Regions from separate parts of the Homo sapiens genome. Here region 1 is linked to region 2. A link is an interaction called in ENCODE POLR2A ChIA-PET data of the cell type or tissue named here. Cell type or tissue: MCF 10A. All regions are shown on one strand. Links, peaks and the distances in the headings refer to the core of each region. The heading gives the core; the rest is flanking DNA.

What was found. Peaks named below come from ENCODE experiments on the same cell type or tissue, not always from the same donor. Only the 100,000 strongest peaks of a DNase experiment are listed, where the experiment ranks them.
Region 1: POLR2A ChIA-PET joins it to region 2 with 11 read pairs; 4 of 35 experiments call an interaction of 5 or more read pairs at or near these places.

The regions. Positions count from the first base shown.
Region 1 is chr10:87,865,910-87,876,058 of GRCh38, reverse strand. All of the region lies in intron 1 of PTEN (phosphatase and tensin homolog), which reads right to left. Among named protein-coding and RNA genes, the nearest start is that of PTEN, 7.4 kb to the right of the region's middle. In MCF 10A, for the core only: no CTCF peak of the experiment used is centred there; no DNase peak of the experiment used is centred there.
Region 2 is chr10:88,126,981-88,137,129 of GRCh38, reverse strand. LOC101929727 (a long non-coding RNA gene) reads right to left here and starts at 5,018. Exons shown (of 3, transcript XR_001747537.3): 1 at 4,577-5,018. In MCF 10A, for the core only: CTCF peaks have their summits at 5,206 and 5,465; a DNase peak (open chromatin) is centred at 5,219.

The DNA.
Region 1 (10,149 bases), core at 2,168-7,167, 260 kb after region 2:
AGCATATTTTATAGTATTATATATAATCACAACCACAATCTAGATATGTAAAACTATGTCATACTTTCAGTATACTAAGCTATTTTATATAGATTTCCTACAGCTAGTCCATGAAAGATACTCAGATGTAAGAGTGTTTCTTAGGTTGTCAAAAAGCATAAATGCATACACTCACAAACAAAATATTTTTGCCATCCCTGTTTTCATTAGCACCCCACAAGAAGGTATATACCACACCTAGATCAAAATTTCCTTAAGTTTAACAGTCGCAACAATTTTACCTCATTTGGGAAAATGTTACTCTAACAAGTAATCTGGCTTTTAATTAAAAAGAGACTAATTTGTTTCTACCTCAATATTTTAAATATTTTTTGTTCTAACTATATGAATAAATGAATACCACCTCATGATAAAAAATTATAATTTAATAAAGTTAAGGTTATTTGTTTTAGTATCTGACACTTAAAAATTAAATCTGATAAAACATATGCAAAATTTTTAAGCACAAATACTAGTACTGATTTAAAACGCAAATAAATAGCAAATTGATCAATTAATATCACAATGATTACCTGGGCAACTGTGCAAATATAAACCGTATCATTCAAAATATGCTTCAGGGAACAGTAACATCATTATAAGCCCATACTCCTTCTGATTAAAAAAACAGAAAGCAATAGTGTTATTACCACTTTACTATAAAAATGATGTGGCAGTTTATTCTAATTACCTTCTATATCCACTTTAATTTCAACACAATGTAATGTTCTTACAACAGGAAAAGGAAATGATAGATCTAAAGTATTCAGCTAAATTTTACTTTGTCTCACTTAAATAAGTAAAATATGCTTTCAGTATTAAATACAAGTAGAGTTACTATATGTAATTCGGGGGAAAAATCTTCAAGGCTCTAACACTTCAGTTAGGTTTGTATAACATTATGATTTCATGAATCAAAACCATGAAAATCCTCTCTAATGTTTAGGTTATCTTAAATCCACTTAAAAAATCACAAAATAAAAAAATGGAAACAAGCTTAATAAATGTATAAGTATAGGAAAATAAATATTTCTGATGATTTCACCATTTAATTAAGGCAACGACAAAGTGCAATGGAAATTGTTTTTTAAAAAGAACACCCTCTTAAGTTCACCATGAACTAGGTTTTAAAGTATATGCATATGAACAAAACTGGAAGCTAATATGAAAACATTAAGTTTTAGAGAAGTAGGACAGTGGGTGATTTTTAAAATTCTCTTTAGTCATGTTTTTAATAAAAGAAATTTTCTTAAGTACAATAAGCACATAGTTTTCATTCATATACTGAAATAAACATCATAAGCCTTATTCAACTGAATTGTAACAATGAGTCCTATTTGTCTTAAATAATTGGTATCTCAAAATATCCCATATTTCAAAAGGAATTAACAGTCAAATCTTAAATTTCTTAAGAATTTAAAAAAAAATAAGGCCTTGACATTTTATTCTGCATTCAAAAGTGAGAGGCAAAGCAAACTGTAAAATCATGCAAACAGAAAAAAAATCACAGCAATCTATTCCTAGAACCCTTTTGTAATTACATTTGCCTGCCCTAAAAACAAAACAAAACCAAAAAATTCAGAATCCACTAAAGCTACCTTCTTGGCATCTTCCCATCTCTGGGCTAACCTAAAACTCCATTCCGATTTTGTTTCTTTTTTTCTAAAACTTCACTTTAATACAAGTTTCTAATTTAGATAAATAAAGCACTTTAATTCAACAGGCTGGCATAGCAAATTTAGGGCCTAGAAAAGAATGCAACACATGGATCAAAGAACCTTAGAGTCAGCCCTATTTTCTTTACTTAGAAATATTTAAGTTTGTATAGCTCGTTGGAAATTTGCAATTTTACATTGTACATTTAACTTCATCATATCTGACTATAATAAAAGCAGCTTTAGAATAAAAAAGCATAAGGTCAAAGAATACATTAAATAACAAAATAGTAAGAGAAAAGTAACTCCCAACAGTTCAACAACTACATAATTAAAGGAAAAAGGATTACTTTAAAAACTACTAGCAAAATTAAAAAAAAAATTAAACATCCTTCTGAATACTACGTACAGTATTAAAAACACTTACGGAAAACATCTTCAACCTTTTCTAACAGAAGTTCAAAGCAACACTTTCACAATCAGCCAAAGAACACATGAGTCCTCTTCAAATAAACCTTTTTTGTTATTAGGGATATCTTCTGTGGACAAAGTTCTTATTATCATATAAAGAATACTGGCCTAGCAGCAGTCAGAACACCCAGATGTTAGGACTAACTCCATCACTGATTTAGTAAGTTGACCTTCTTAAATATCACACCTGGGGGCAAAGGTACTGATTTTCATCAAATATTATACTTATTATATACCAGACATTTTACACAGCATTTTGGGCTAGATAATTCTTTGTTGATGGGGAGGGGTCTTGTGCCATATAGGATGTTAAGCAGCATCACTGGCTTCAAGCCCCTAGCCAATAGCACACTCTACCACCCCAGCTGTGACCACCAAAATGTCTCCAGAAAATGCTAAAAGTCCTAGAGGAGGTGAAAGGGGATCACTCTCAGATGGCAACCAATACTCTGAAAAAAACCTCACCTGTACTTTTAACAAAACTAAAAAACCACTGTACAAGTTTAGGATTTTTACTCCCATTTTGGAGTTGTCGAAACAGGGTTCACTAAGGTTAGGCAGTGTATCTACGTAACTGATAAGTGGCTGAGCGGGGATGTATTTATTTATTTATTTTTGAGAGAGGGTCTCACTCTGTCACCCAGGCAGGAGTACAGTGTCCCAATCACAGCTCAATGCAGCCTCAAAGTCCCAGTCTCAGGTGATCCCACCTCAGCCTCCTCAGTAGCTGGGACTACCAATGCGCACTATAACACCCGACTAATTTTTGTATTTTTTTTTGTAGAGACAGGGTCTGCCTATGTTGCCCAGACTGGTCTCGAACTTCCAGACTCAAGCAATCTGCCAACGCTGGCCTCCCAAAGCACTGGGATTACAGGCATGAGCCACCACGCCCAGCCTTGAGCAGAGATTTAATCTGGACTTTAGGTCTAGCCAACTCCAAATCTATGCTCCATTCCACCATACTGCCTTTCTAAACTCACTATCTCGTCTATAAAATCAGGATAACATTTTCCATGCAAAGTTACTTAGAGTTTACAGGTCAAATGAAATAATGCATGTATAAATTCTAATAACCTAAAGGAGTATAACATGTTAAGGGTTTGCTTGGTGGGAGATAATGTTCATTGGTGGTCCTCAAAGTGTGATCCCCAGAGCACCAGCATCAGCATCACTTGAAAACTTCTAAGAAATAAAAATTCTCAGGTCCCAATCCAGACCTACTGAATCAGAAACTCTGAGGGTGGAGTAAGCAATCCATAGCTTAATAAGCCCTTCAGGTTGTTCTAACACACTGAAGTTTAAGAACCACTCATGTAACATAATGGGAAAAATACTGCACCAAGTGCCAAAAAAGTCCTGCATCCTTCTTCAGACTCAGTCTTTCACTAGCCATTAACAAGATACTGATTCCACTGGAGCTACAATTCCTAAGCTGCAAAAAATAAATAAATAAATAAATAAATAAAATAAAAAAGAAAGAAAAATAAAAGTAATGCCTGTTCTGTCTGCCTCTTAGGTTACCTGTTCTTCTTTGCAAAATCAAATGAGCTAATGATTTAAAAAGTGTATTGTTAATCAAAAACTACATAAGACAGAGTATATATTAGCTAATTCAGTATCTTTCATAAATGATTCTTTCAAGGTATACAATAAATTTTACAACATGGTCAAATTAAGCCTAGCAAAACACTGTTTTTACCTTATAAAAATGAATAAAATAAATTTTAAAAAATCCCAGGCATTCCATTTTATCGCTGACAATCAGTGTAAAATAATTTATAATACACACTAAAAAAAAAACCTAAAAAATCAAGCTTAATGACATCCCCAAAATTTCATTTTAAAAGTACAGTTTTCAATTCTATCTAATTTCATCTCCAATCAGTTTAGAGTAACCAGAATACTCAAAAAGAAGTCTCACAAAGAGAGGGAATTTTAAATGGAAAAGAATCCTGCATTTTGAAATAAGCAAAAAGTTTGTAACTTTAAACATGTATACGATATTTATGAATCACTCTAAAAATACATCTATTCATGCCAGCAATGGTGGGTTAAATTTTTAAACGCATCTAATTAAAAGAGTATCTGAGGCCGGGCGCAGTGGCTCATGCCTGTAATCTCAGCACTTTAGCAGGCTGAGACAGGCAGATTACCTGAGGTCAAGAGTTCGAGGCCAGCCTGACCAACATGGAGAAACCCCCCATCTCTACTGAAAAAAAAAATATAAAATTAGCCGGGCGTGGTGGCGCATGCCTGTAATTCCAGCTACTTGGGAGGCTGCGGCAAGAGAATTGCTTGAACCCAGGAGGCGGAGGCTGTGGTGAGCCGAGATCACACCATTGCACTCCAGCCTGGGCAACAACAGCAAAACTCCATCTCCAAAGAGTATCTAATTCAAATCACAATGCATTTCATAATACCTTAAATAATTACATCCTCTTCAAAAGATCAAAAGTATTAAACAAATAAAATTCACAGAATACAATCTTTGCAATTACTAGTAAAGAACAGAGAACCTTATTGTACTTCAGCCTGAAAATCTACAAAAATCAAAGGAAATAAAAGTCAAAGCTATGCTTAAGTGCTCTAATATTAAATCAACAGTAAGTCTTAGGTAGTGATCTAAAGCAAAAACTAGGTGCAAGGAGAGAGATTGATTTAGAAAACTCAGCTGTGCTCAGATGCCAAAATGCACAATTCAATTCTACAACCTAGACATGGACCAAAAATACAGCTAGTTTACAAAACACATAAAATGCATAAAAATCACATAATCAGAAAGTCACATAGTATCAGACAGAGTGTATTCACTCTGCAATATAAAACACACACACAAAAAATCCACTCACTAGAAGTCAAGTGCTTCACTACTAAGAGTGCTGTGGTACATCTGGGAAATCAGTACAGCCCAAGGGGGGGAAAAATAATAATCCCTATGTACACATAATGGCCTTTACTGGACAGATAAGCTTATTCCATCTTTCCCCATATTCAATTAAAAAAATGAAGAAAAAAATCCTTTAGTTCTTTACTTCTTTCTTCCCACGTCTTGGGCCTAAATCATATTGAGAATCCTGGCCAAATGTGGAAATAGGACTCAATAATACAGAGACTGAATACTTTAAAAGTTCCCATATTATGTTAATGCATTACAGATTATATTAAGTGTCCATTTTATTGTAATAAATGTAACTTGACATTCAGTTGCAAGACTCCCTCAAAAGGCTGAAATTTTCAAAAGGAAATGCTAAAAAATATACCTCTATTGACCAAAGTTTACATAACTCATATTAAGTTTATTACATTTGAGGCAGAGTTTACTTTATGTGAATAAAAATGTATGATAGTTAAGTTGACCTATCTTCAACACTAAAGAAAATTTAAGATTATAACAAAGTTTAAAAATTCTACTTCATTATGCTAATAGGAAGTTTTTGCCTTTTATATTTTAAAGCAAATAGTTTTTGATTGGCATAATTAATTTTACTTTGGTCAACAGTTTGAGTTAGCAGAGATTTATTTCCCATTTGTGATGAACCAGCAAAATCACAGACATGTCATACCCAGACTTCCTAAAGGAATACCCTTATTTTTAAAAACACTTATAACTTGAAACAAAATCCTAACATGGCCCAAACTGAGGAAATTCAGTTACAATCATACACCATAAATGAAAATACAAATAATTTCCCTACATACATAACCTGAAATTACAGTTTTTCAGAGCAGTAGCTACCATTTAAGTATTTACAATGTGGCAGGTACTATGCTAAATGAAATTACTTATTATTATCTCACTTACTATTCAAGATAAACGTATGCGGTAGGTTCCATTATCATCCCCATTTTACAGATAAAATAGATTGAGAAAATCTAAATAACCTACTCAAAGTCATCCAGCTACTAAATGGAAGATCCAGGATTACAAAACAAGCAGTCTGGCTCCAGAGCCCACACTGCCTCCCTAAAATCTAAAATGAAACAATGTATATATGCTTAAAAGTATAGATAAACGTAATACTCAAAATTTTAACATAATTTAAAATAGATCTGACCATATTTAAAAACTATAGAACAATATTCTCTAAGGTAGTCTTTTCTTTAAAGAAACAAAAATTCGTTTTTTAATAAATATTAAGATAAAAGGTTTGCTAACTTTGTATACACATACACACACAGAGAAATCAAACACTGGTTAGATTCACTGTTCATATTTGAAGTGGTGAGTACTGATAATAATTATGTGTATAATTACTTAAAATATAATGTGTAAACAGTCTTCTTTTTCACACTATGTGGAGGTCAAGAAAATTCTTTTGATGGCAGGTACAGCTACAATATCCATCTCTCAATATTCTCAACACTGGCCAGGCGCAGTGGCTCACGCCTGTAATCCCAGCATTTTGGGAGGCCGAGGCAGGCGGATCACTTGAGGTCTGGAGTTTGAGACCAGCCTGGCCAAGGTGGTAAAACCCCATCTCTACTAAAAGTACAAAAACTATCTGGGCGTGGTGGCATGCACCTATAATCCCAGCTGCTTGGGAGGTTCAGGCAGGAGAATCGCCTGAACCTGGGAGGCAGAGGTTCCAGTGAGCCGAGATCCTGCCACTGCACCCCAGACTGGGCGATAGAGCGAGATTCCATCTCAAAAAAAAAAAAAAAAAAAAAAAAATTCTCAACACTGCCAAAAAGTAATGCCTTGAAGATGTCCTAATACCTTGAAGATGTTCACACATGTCCCAATGTCAACTGTTGCAAATGAAGAATCTGCCTTAACTATACAGAACTAAAACTTCCCAAATAAAATTAATTCACCCTTAAATTATGTTACTCTTCTTATATTTGCCGATACTTATTTATTCCAGTGCAAATTATTTTAAAAGAATTAAATTGCTAATACTTCCTCTGCAACCAATGAAAAAAATTCAAAAAACTAAGGGAAAGGTGAATAGTCAAGTACAATATACTAATTTCACCTTTCTTGGCAAATTATTTTACATTAGTGAATGCATATACTCAATATGTACAAAGAGAATCACCAAACACAGACCAATATACTTTTAACCACCTATGGAAGAACGTATATGTGGCAGTAATGCACCCTATAAAAGACTTACAGTTATCAGTTTGCTCAGCAAAGCCTTACCAATTTAAGGTTAGTCTAACCTCAACATTATTCTCTCTGATAAGCAACTAAATTAATTTCAAAGCTACCAAATAGAAAGCAATTGTAAAACAGAACTGACTGACCCCAGTCTCACAAATTTCCTAAGTCACTATCTTCAGAACAAATCCTAACATCTTTTCTTAATGAATTCAGGCCACAAGATGAATTCTTCAATGCTGACTGTGAAAATCAAGTTTAACAGAAAAAATGAAGAAAAAGGTAACAAGATTAAGAACTAATGGGTTCCATGTAATAAAACTTCTGAACTGTTTGTTTAACCCAACGGTTTCTACAGAAAAAAAAAAATACATTTCTTAAGCTATGTTAATATTACATTTTCTGGAAGCTAAATCCTTGTAGTATGGCAGAGGCCTCACATTTCAATTAAGCAGAAAATTGTCATATGCATGCAACACTTCTACAATTCTCTTTACAAACTCTGAAGTCACACACAATATCAATAATAAAAGTGATTTCCTAAGCTTTCGTCTTACTTAAAAGATTGAGATGAAAATTTAAAAATAGCACGTTTACTTCAAGTGAATTAATGTTAAAACTTTGTGAAGTGAATTTCCCATAACAAATACTCCTCCATTAAAAGTCACTGAAGTGATTACTTCAGAAGCGGCTTAAAATATTTTTTTAAGTGTTGCGCTATCACCAAATGAACAAACAGCAAATGGAGGCAAATTTCAAAATAACATTAGAAAATAAGAATTGAAGACTTCTTCACTTCCAAAAAGTAAGCCATTTCATAACACTAAGAAGTTTATGTATTTTATGTGGCTATGAGAAAGCAGATGCACTGTTCCATACAAAAATTAAAATATCACCAGTTGCCTTTCCCATGTTATTAAAAATAAAATTCTAAAAAGGTAATAAAGGAATCTTTCTTTACTATCTTCTAAAACTAAGTTTAAAATGAAGGTGGTTATACCTCACCATATTTTATTATCTTTAATCATTTAGTATTTACTTAGTATATTATAAGCAATGTAAATCTGCATTGATGACTATACTGCTGTGCAAACTTTTACACTGGCAGCAATAAAATTCCTTTTTCCTCATATAAACTGTACATTACTCCTTTCAGTTGTGCTTTACACTTGAATAAGCACTATGAAAAATGAAGTTTGTAAGTTATCATACAGCAATTAGGTGGTCCAGTCATGTTTTTCAGGAAATATAACTTAGCAGATACAAAACAATGTAAAATAAATGTTGTGAATAGAATACTTTTTAAAACCCTCATGATTAATTTCAGTAATCACTTACCTTGAGGTAATTTAGGTAACTTCAATAGTCACTGTACTCTCTACAAGTTAAAAGTATTCCCTGTGAACATTTATTTGAAAAGAGGCAAATCTACCAAACAATAAAAATACAACAGAAGCCTAACGTTTCCACATACCCTAAATACACTTAATTTTTCTATAGTCTCAAATTCAGCACTATATTTCAGACTAATATTAAGCATATAACCCTACTAACAAATTTTTAGAATAATTTAATTTTGCGATAATATTTTAAAACTGAATTATTGTCCTCAATTTTCCTCGGAGAAATGGCTTCATTATTAATCTTTCTTTATCAGATAAAAATACTCCAATCACTACTTTCATAAAGGAATTTAACTTTTCACAGGTTAGTTACTGAAATAAATACTACAACATGTCAAAGACAAAGTCTTCAATGACAATTTTAATGCCTTCCCACTCCAATAAACAGAAAACATTAACGTGAAAACAAGCAAACCAAGTACGTTGGAATATCAAAATTATTGGGAGTGCAATTATCAAAAAAGCAAGCACTTCACTGACTTTCCTTACTGACTTTTTTTCATATCAACTTTTGGCTCAATAAAACCACAACTCTAGAAATTAAGTGTTATTAGTCATTTGACGCAATATTTGATACTGCTTTCTATGCATATCATAACTAAAAGTACAGTTTTAGAGAAAGTTTTAAGTCACACAAATTTCATGTGTAGAGACCAACATACGCTGAAATCAAAGAAAATGCCAGTCATGTCACAGCTCACATGTAAAAACCTGGTAAAATAATTTTAAGGTCTTAATAACCCTGATAATTTAAAATCAAGTGGGAAAAGTAAAAGTAGTGTGTTATGTACTTTAAGTGCTGAAAGAAATCTGTCTCCCAGACAGCATTCAATTATTTTCTTCAAAGGCTTTTTTTTCAAAGTTACATAAACATTTAATTTTTTGTTCCTATATATTTGGATGACTGTCAGTAATTCATGCTAATAGTAGACTGCTTTGGAAGTCACAAAAGAATTTTTCCATAATTATCTTCTGGGCAAGCGGGTCCAGTTTAGCCTTAGTAACATTCTCAATTAATGTCAACTTCAAAATTTGCAAATACTCTTTTAAAATAATATTTTTGGCTTAACAGAAAACTAAATTTTGGGAAGCTACTTCTTCAGTAAGTTTTACATTCATTTCAAAACAAAAACTTGGGCAAAATTAACTGTGCACATTTATATGCAGCTAACATAATCCAACGGAATAAAACCTCTCCCGATATAAACGCTGTCTTAAAAAAAAATATTCCCCACAATTTTTAGCAGGACATATAGACACTGTAGTGTCACTCTACCTTTAGACAAAATGCAACTGACATTTGCTAAGAAATAACTTTTATTAAAAATACTGTGCTAGTACTTATGCAATTACATAATTTTAACTAAATATTGTCCACTGCCACAATTCGCATTACCAAACTCATATTACCAAATTTTAGGCCTTGATAGAGCCTAAATGCTTCAGTCACTTCAGACCAATAACTTAATTCTGT
Region 2 (10,149 bases), core at 2,309-7,308:
GATGATTGTTTAATCCTTCCAATTAACATTTTATAAAAGCAATCACTTCATGTCTGCAGTCTGAGTGGGGCTAGGTGGGAATTAAAGGGCCACAGTACATCATAAAGTGGCTAAAAAGAAACACTTTGAGCCAATTCACTGGGGACAGTCCCTGCAAAACCAGAATGTCTACTCACTTTGACCTACAGCAAAAAGTGTCAAATAACTAGGACAAGTGCTAGTGCAAACCACTGGTCTAGTCGTTAAACCTTAGCACAGCCACTGGGTAAATGGGGCCACACTCAGACCCACCAATTAAAGAAGCAATCTGGCGGAAAAAGAAACATTGAGTTTTTTTCTTTTCAAGTTTTTTTTTTTTTTTTTTTCTCCCTCAGAAAGACCTGAAGACATAAGTGATGAGAGGAATAGCACTCTGGCCAATATTTTGGAGTTTTCTACTTAGGAAATCAACATAATCTTTTCTACCTAAGTAAGGTGAAACCACTTTGTTATATCAGGAACTGCTGCTGCTGGGAGCTAGGCTCATGGCAGCCTAGTGAACGAGGCCCTGTTTTCTGTTAATGTGTTTATGGTTTACACAGAGAAAATGATAGCATTTTAAGAGGCAAAAGAAAATCCTTGGTCAGCAACCAGGCAGCCTTCTAGCCTTCTAGCCTTCTATCAGAAGTTGTGCTAAAGGGCAGTTGACAACTTGAGGCTCACTGTTCTGGGTAGATGAGATTTTCAGGCAGGTGGATCAAGGCAGTGATGGAGAATAACAATAAAAGAGCTAACATTTCTGCTGTGGCAGCTCTGAGGTAGTTCCTGTGTGAAGCCCTTTATACGTATTAGCATACTTAATAGTTTCAGTAACCCTAGGGACAGTTTCTATTAATATCTCCATCTTTCAAATAGAGAAACTGAGGCACAGAGTTATAAGAAAATTATAGGTCACAGAACTAGAAAACCATCATATCTCATCAATAACACACCCACCATACATTCCTCTCCTGCAGCATCTCTGGCTGAACTTCATTTATCTTCTTTCAGAGCAACTGCAGCAAGATGGCCTTGCTTATAAGGTACAAAAGTCAAGACCCGGTAACACCTCCTACATTTATTTGAATAAAGGCATATCATTTTCAAAAATTAACGTATCCTATTGGGCCCCACAACACCTTATGGGGTAGAAAAGGCAAGACTATTTATTTTGTTTCCAAATTCTCTTTGAAATTGTATCCAGTGACTAAGCATTCTCTGTGATTAAACTTTTAGAAGTTTCTTTCAAAACAATAATTGTCAAGATAGAGTAAGTCGACAACTTTACCCATTTGTGGCAGGAAAACAGACAGGTTGTCTTGTTTGGAGCAGTGTCTGAATGTGGGGTGAGAGAGGGAAAGTGCATTATGAAACCATAGGGATGGTAGCCAGCACACCCCAAGTAGCTCAGAGACTCATGAGCACAGGCAATGATTCTGTGTATTTTCTCTGCCTTGTTTCTACAGGCTTTTGAAAATTAGGCCCAAATAAAGTAAGCACTTCTGAAAGATAGAGCCATTTGGGAAGTTGACATTTTCCCTAAATTCCCTATTTTCTATTTTTACTCCCATTTCTGAGTCGTGGTATAAAATTGCAGGCTCTGCAGAGATCTCGAGCAGTGATCAAGTCCCGGCTTCTATACTTACTAATAGCAGGACCTACAGCAAGGTACCTCATCAGTCTGGGTCTCAGTATTTTCATCTGAAAAATGGAGATTTTGGCTGAGAAAATCAAAATAATGTAGATTGTGCTGAGCGTAGTTTTTGGTACTTACTAATCATTGAAGAACACAATCCTCATCTCTACCCCCTGATTAATGTTTGCTATAAGTGAGGATGTGAATAAGGCATAACTAGTAATGTACAATATTTCAGACTTTCAAAAAACCGTGATAAGATTTCATACCTGTGGCCACATTGGGTCACATAGCATCAGAGAACTGACTATCTCAAGGCTTTGAAATGTATTTTAAAACAGGACACAACAGATTGGGATAATCATATACTTCACTGTGTCAAAAATTGCTCACTTTGGGGTTCCCCAGAGATTTGTTCTTTGAATAATCTTGTTTAACATTTGAATAGATGACTTAAAAAATCAAATCCTAAAATGCCTGCCAATAACACAAAGAGCTTCTGGGCAGTAAAATACCTATCAAAATGATAAAGTTAAACATCAGGCTAAATGTTTCAGACTTGCAAGAGACCCACTTAAAAGCTTAGTTGAAATCAAGCAAACCTGAGTTTGAATCCTGTCACTTGTTAGATGCATGAAGTGGCGCCAATTATTTAACCATGCCATCCCTCTGTTTCTTCACTTATAAATTGGGAATGCTAAGAGTGCCTGCTTCATAGGTTGCAAGATTACGTGAGATAATCCAAATGAGGTCCTTCCTCAGCACTATGCCTAAGCATACGAAGCAACTGATGAATGTTAGTAAACGTTGGTGTTGGTGACAGTGGCGGTGAGGTGGTCATACGATGATGGTGATGATGGTGATAGTAGTAGTAGTGGTGGTTATAATGATGGTCTTTGTAGTGGTGGTGGTGAGGTGGTCATATTATGATGGTGATGGTGATGGCGATAGTAGTGGTAGTGGTGGTTATAATGATGGTGATGGCCATAATGATGGTGGTGGCCATGGTTGTGGTAGTTGTGATTATCATGATGTTGATGGTGATGGTGATGGTGGAGTTCTTTCAACAGCCATCCTATGCCAGCTCTTTGCCAGCAATGCTGTCTCCTTGGCAAATAGTCACTAACATTTCCACCTGAATTTAAGAAACATGAAGCTGTTCTCTGAAGCATCTCCTGGCCTACAACAGAGAACTGACTACTCTGGATATTGTGCCTTCTCTGTTTCTCATGTATATATCCATTCTAATACCTGTAATGTCTTATTGTATTTTTGTATTTGTATCCCTAACTCCCCTAGTAGACTATAAACTCCTTGAGGGTAGGGATATTATTATTCTTTATATCTCCAGTGCGAGTAAAGTGCCAAGCTCATACAGGTACTTAATAAGTGTTTGGGAATAAGTGGTAAATGAATGAATGAATATGTGAATGAATATGTGAATGAATATGTAAATAAAATGGCAGCAAAACCATGGGCATTATGTGAAAGGCAATAACTTATAAAGGACCTGCTTCTATACTTTAAGAAAAATATAAAACTGGAAAAGTTCCAATATACTGAATTTGGAGGGTGATGGAAAAAGAATAAGGGTAGTAAGGCTTCAATTCTTAGACTCATGAGGACATTAATAAGGTGAATAAGTACACAGTCACAAAAGAACAGAATATTGCAACTCAGACTTACAACTGTGATGTCTGAAAGTATTACTAGAACAATAAAATCAAGTACTGCTTTCATCATGGATGAATGTATGAATCCAAGAGCTAATTCAAGCTGAAAAATACAAATGGGCTTTCCAAAAACTGAAAATAATTTACTTACAGTTGACTGAAATCCCATTTATATTTTCATTCAATTCAACAAATCATTAAGAAGCACCTACTCATAAGCTTGGGACTGAAATACAGACATGAAAAATACAGCTCCTGCCCTGGAGAAACTTATATTTTAGTAGGAAGACAGATGTAGGCAATCATTTATACAGTGCTTCTCAAATCATCTATGGTAAGGAATCACTTTTTTCATTTCCAATGTGTCACAGACTGTTATTTTTGGAAAACACAATAAAAATAAACGATTAGAAAAATAAAATTATCTAAAGATATACAAAATATAAGCCCCAATTTTTTGTAGTTATTAGAGTCAACAAACAAAATTATTGTCAAATTGCCGTAACTTACTAAATCATCAATTTCTATACTTTTCTCATCATGGAATATTAACAATTTGCAGACCAGCAGGGGTCCATAAGCCATATTTTGCGTAGTATTGACATTTAATACACTAAGTTTGTTGCTTTAACAGAGATAATAATTGGAGGACAAGAAGTTTTTAAGAAAACTTACATTATTTGGGAACCAAGCGTACTTGACTGATATATAATCCTCAAACCTTACCTATCCCTCAGACTGAAGACCATTTTTCTCTTCCTCTCCAGTATCTATTTTCTTAAAAATATAGCCCACATTTTCTGCCTCATCACCATGCCAGGACTATTTCATAGCCTAAAACAAAATAGCATCACTACACTTTTTCATATTTCTCTTGTAATATTTATATCCTGCCACCTGAGATAGCTATTGATCTCTTTTCCCATTAGATGTTAAGCTCCTTAAGGGCAAGAGCTTTATCATATTTACCTTAATATCCTCCACAGCACCTGGCAGGTACTCAATTATTGCTTGTGGAATGAGTGAAAAAAAGTGAAGTAATGAATGAACAAGTGAACCAGCTACTACTCAGTGCCTCCGAAAACAGATTATTGAGATGTACTATGTTTTAATGTATTTGATATCAAAGGTTAATGCATCCCTTTGGACTTAAGCTGCTGGAATCACTTAATTTTTCTATACTTGTTCCACATGTGAAATTCCAACCGACATCATGAAAGTTTGATTAAACAGACCAAGAACAGTATACCTGATGGATGTCAATTCCCCCAGGGCAGGATGTGGATCTGGAAACCAGAAGACTCGACACTACAGAGCTGAAAGTTCTCAAAAGGAGCACAAGTCCTCTGCCCGGAGTAAAACGATGTGTACTTCACCTCCAAAGAAGAAACAACGCAAGTTCAGAGACACAGAGGTGTCTGGATTAAGTCTTCATATTTTGAGCCTGTCGTTCCTCTCATATGTCCCACTCCCTTTTCATACTGTATTCACTTCCCATCGTAAGGGGTAAAAACTGGAGGATTCAGTGGTATTGCAAAAATATTTCCAACCTAAGGAAGCAAAAGGACAAAGCAGTTTCAGCTTCCGAGATTATTCTAGCTCCTCAGAACCTCTTGTTGCCCTTGAAGCTGGTTTCCTGGAGAAGCTAAGATTCCCAGGACTCTGCAAGCAGCTAGAGTTATCTGGTGAGTGATCAGAAGGCTTCTGGGAGGAGGCCCAGCTGGGATTCCTTCCAAACCGTATCTGCACCACCTGTAACTCTTTAGTACGTTTGCCTGCCAGAAGATCGACCCAAGCCTGAAGGGGGATGGGGAAAGCTGCCATTCCAGAAAGAACCACCAGCCAGCTTTGGCAGCAGAAGGGCGTCCTTGTGCATTGAGAAGGAGTCAGGACTTCCAGCGAAAGGCACCTCGCCAGCCCTGGTATGCAGATCCAGGACCTGTGCCCACTCAGCCTGCCCCAACTTGCCCAGGAGAGAGAGAGGCCAGGGAAAAATGGAAAAGGTGTTCATTCCCCCACCTCCTTCCAGTTACAGCCAGTTCCAGGCTCCTTTGAAGTCCTGGCCCAGGAGCCATGACCGGTACTAATGCTGGGGCTTTTTCAGTGAGTCTCTGAGATTCAGGTTTTTTCTCCTTCTCTGGAAGGCAGACCAACATAAATCAAAAAGCACAGGCTTTAGGAGCAGATAAACCTCAATTCAAATCCTGGCTGGGCCATTCACTGGGTTTAGAAACCCAAGGAAGTTATTCAACTTGTCTTAACCTTGGAGTTGTTATTTGTGAAATACCATTAATCTAGCCCAGAGTTTCTCAACCTCAGCACTATTGACATTTTGGACTAGATATGTTTTTGTGGGGGTGGGAGGAACTGTCCTGTGCATTATAAAATATTTAGCAGCATCTCTGGCCTACCCACTAGATGCCAGTAGCACTCTCCCTCTCCCAGTGGTGACAACCAAATAAATGATTCCTGATAGTGGCTAATATTCCCCTTGAGGGAGGGAGTAGTAAGTCACCCCCAGCGGAGAACCACTAACCTAACCCAATTTTTAGGATTGTTGTTTTTTACATATTAGTACAATTATAGAGAGTCCAGTACCTATGAATGAGCAAAAGAAAAGCACCCAAGAATTATTAAATCCTGTGGCAGATGCCATTACCACTCCACCCACATCCCCTCAGCTCTCACCTCAGTACACTGATGGGGCTTCCCACAACTGCCTGGGACTCTCTGGCTTTAGGAGTACAGTTTTTCTGCACACAAACCAATTTCATTGTTGAGGCCCTCAGAAACAGGCTTTAACCACTGATAGATGATGAGTTGGTGTATAAATACCCCAGCTTCCTAGCTGCTTAGTTGAGATAATTCTAAGGAGTGTTCTCCACTATTTCCCAGAAATTCCTAGTAAGATCAGACTCCATTGTCTATAGTGGTAACTGGTTGTATAACACACCCCATCCCTATCCAATTTTCCTACTACCCCACAGGTGTGTCCTAGGATTACTTCCCAAACTGCACAATTTCCTCTATCTTTCATGTGTTTTTTTTTTTTTAGGAACCTACTACCTACAAATTATGCCTTCTATTTCTTTCGTGTGTGTGTGTGTGCGCGTGTGTGTATGTGTGATGGAATCTTGCTCTGTTGCCAGGCTGGAGTGCAGTGGCGCCTGCTCGGCTCACTGCAACCTCCGCCTCCTGGGTTCAAGTAATTCTCCTGCCTCAGCCTGCCAAGTAGCTGGGATTACAGGAGTGCACCACCACACCTGGCTAATTATTGTATTTTTAGTAGAGATGGGGTTTCACCATGTTGGCCAGGATGGTCTCAATCTCGTGATCCACCCATCTCGGCCTCCCAAAGTGCTGGGATTACAGGCGTGAGCCACCACGCCCAGCCTATGCCTTCTATTTCTATAAATGTTCAACCTTACTGATTTATCAGGCTTCTCATTAGTACTTACCCAGGTCTGGTGTTTCCAATTTTTTTAAGTACCACAAATAAGCTACTGTTCTTCTCTGGGGACTACTGAAAATTGTGATCAACACATCCCAGATGGTCTCAATGCATGTAGAAAATAAGAAGTTAAAATCCTCATTTCTCGCTCAGTCCCTGAGCCCAATCTAAGCGCCATATTGCTGCCACATAGCTTCCTTCTAAAATGTACATCAGATCATGTCCGACATGAACCTAGTGGTCTTGTCTATTGCTGTAACCTCAGTCCCTAAAACCACAACTGGCACATGGTAGGTACTGGGTGCTATTTGTTGAATTACTAAGTGAATGTCATTTTCACGCTTAAAATCTTTGCATGCTTCCCTATGTTATCAGTAAAGGAAAAAGGCCAAACTCCTAAAATGATACATAAGGCAGAGGCTTCATGGCTCTATCTCTGTTTCCCTCTCCAACTTCATCTCTCACCACTTATGCATTCTCCCTTACTCCAAAATATATATAAATAACCTGTATTTTAGCCATCCCATACTCGTGGTTCCTATAAAATTACATACTTTTTATGGCTGTGATTTTGCATATGTTGCCCCCTCAAGTTGATACCAACAGGTTCCTGCAGAGGTGCTCAACTCTGACTTCCTCTGGATGGCCTGCCCTGATCCCTTTGAGTAAGGGTAGTCTTTTACTGCTCCCATTACACTATTGAAATTTCTGTTTGCTCAGTAATCTGCCCCACCAGAGAGAGAGAGTGTTTTGAAGTAAGAGTCCATGTCTTTGCTTTGCAGTTATTCCCATGCTTGACATATTTTAGGTGCTCAGAAAATAAATGCTTGTGCATTAATGAAAGGCTTTGATTGTTCTCTGTAGTAATATTTTGAAGACGCTTTAGTATGTTATCCTCATTCCTCTAAATCAGCAACTGACTTATGCCTAGAGAGAATATTGGGGAATCTTAGGGATTCCCTAACTGCTAACCGCCTTCAGAAAGATAAACCATGGGTACAAAAAGTGCATTATCTAAGCTTCCTATTGTTACAATTTGGCTTTACTAATCATGAGAAGAACATAGTGCCTTGGCCAAGGAGTAATGTGACACGCCACCTGAGCTTATAGAGGAGGCTCAGTGTATGAAAACAAACTCCTCCCACATTGCACAACCAAGTGGGTGGCTGTCATGAGAACCCAGAAAAGCTATTTGGAAGTGGTTCTCTTCATTGAGCTGAGCTCTTTCAACCCAGCACAGCTTCAAGATGGAATGTTTACAAATTCAACATAAGGCCTTAAACCTTGAAGCTCAAGCCCCATATTAGTGAGCTGGTTTTATGGAGACAGAGGGTAGAAAACAAGAGAAGAAGATGTACTGACTATGCTTCAAAGGTCCAATTAATTCTGCATCTAAATCACCTTCAGAGAGAAGGATCTAGCTGGGACACAATGACCCCTCCTCACTTCCCCACCCTTCTTCAACTCTCACCCTCCCAAAGCAAAGCTGGTTAAAAAGCCCCAGACATTTCCTTTCCAAAACTACCCTGAGACTTGGATAAAATCTAATCGCATGACAAAAGAAATTGTATTGAAAATGAAGAACACAATGAAAGAAGAGTTTTCACTATATTGATGCAATCATGCAACCGGCAAGCACTAAGCATCTACTTATGTGAACAGTTCATGCATCAGGAGGCACTTGTTTGCCTCGGGAAAATGACATTATTTATAAGGTGCACACGCCCTCTAAGACAAAGTATCTTGTCAAATGCTGAATATGATGTCTAAAAAGTAATAGATGTTCACATGATGCTAAGTCTCCTGTATCCTGTACCCTGTCAGTAGGGAGACATTAATTGAAGTCTCTATTGTGAAGTCTGTCTTACTGAGCTAAAAATCAACCAGCATCCATTTTCAACAAAATCAATGACATAGGTCCTCTACTAGGGCCACCAGCTAATTTTCCTCAGTTCCAATTTCCTAATCTTTAAATACCCTATTGATATCTGTTCATTTCACCAACAGTCATTCTACCACTACGTAATTATCCCTAGTTCTCTAAGCCCTTCAGTAATTTGACCACTTATAAAACTTGAATGAAATATGAATGTTGTCTTTTTCTTCCTGTGTTTCTAAAAATACCTTCCACTTGACAATACATGATAACATATGCCATCACAAGCACACTTCAAAAGTATGATCTACACAGCACAGGGGAGTCCCCTCAACTCAACAGGGAGTTCTTTGGGAATTGGTTCTAGGAGTTGGTCCATTTGAGGCCATGAAAGTTCCGTGTAGAAACAAAGGTAAAGGCTGAACTTTCTCAGAAAGAAATCATAGAACCACCAAATGCCCAAGCTCAAAGGAATTCCTGGAGACCACAAAACCAGCTAACTCATTTGACAGCTGAGGATACTTTTGGATAAACCAGGGAAGGTATTTAAAATGCTCAAGTCCCAATAACAAGGAAGGGGAAGCCAGGCCAAGACTCAAGCATTCTGATGTCCACACTCTCCTCTTTCTACTGCTCCACACTACCTCTCAATGAGCATTACCATTACTGAATCCCACAGCCTCCTGGACAAGCTTGCCTGGCATTGGCAGTGCCAGGCATTGGCAATGTGTTTAGCCAGTAGTTTAGACAACCCACAGGAAGAGGTGAATGTTCTTTGCTATGCAAGTGCTAACCATCTCAGGTTACTTTCAGACCAGTAATTCCACGTGGCCTTTATGAGAAGACTCAAAAAGTTACTTATCCAGGACCTTGTAGATAATTAATAGAATAATTAATTAGGGGCAGAGTAGAGACTAGATTCCAGTTCTCCTAACTTCCTATATAGCATACTTTCTCCTCCTTTAAAGTCTCCCATGCAGAGAAATCTCAAAGAGGAAATGATGGATTTCAACATTCAAGTCTCAAACCAATCATTTTGAAACCAACATACTATATAATATCCCATCCTACTTGTCTAACGTTGGCCAAAACAATCTCCTTCAGCTGAAACCTTCCTGGTCCCAACTTTTCCTGCTAAAGGCAAACACAAATCCAGCTAAAATAACTGCTACTGCTGTTGTAAATATTGTTAGCACTTGTAGGGCTCCACAGAATGAGAGGTAATTCTCTTTTTATGTGCAGCAGTAGCAAGGGTGTTTAAATGTCATCTTTATTTTGACAGTATTTCAGAGAAAGGCATTAATGCCACATTCTATTTAGATAAATTTTTATTATATTGAAGGCCAGTGCCTTTCCATATTGGATTCTCTTGATGGACAAAAGACTCTGAAATAGCACCCAAAAAAGTATTTTTTAAAGCACTATTGTTCTTATGGAAAAAAAATTTAATTCTGACAACAATGTATAGAGAAGGGTAGCCTGGCAGAATTGCATC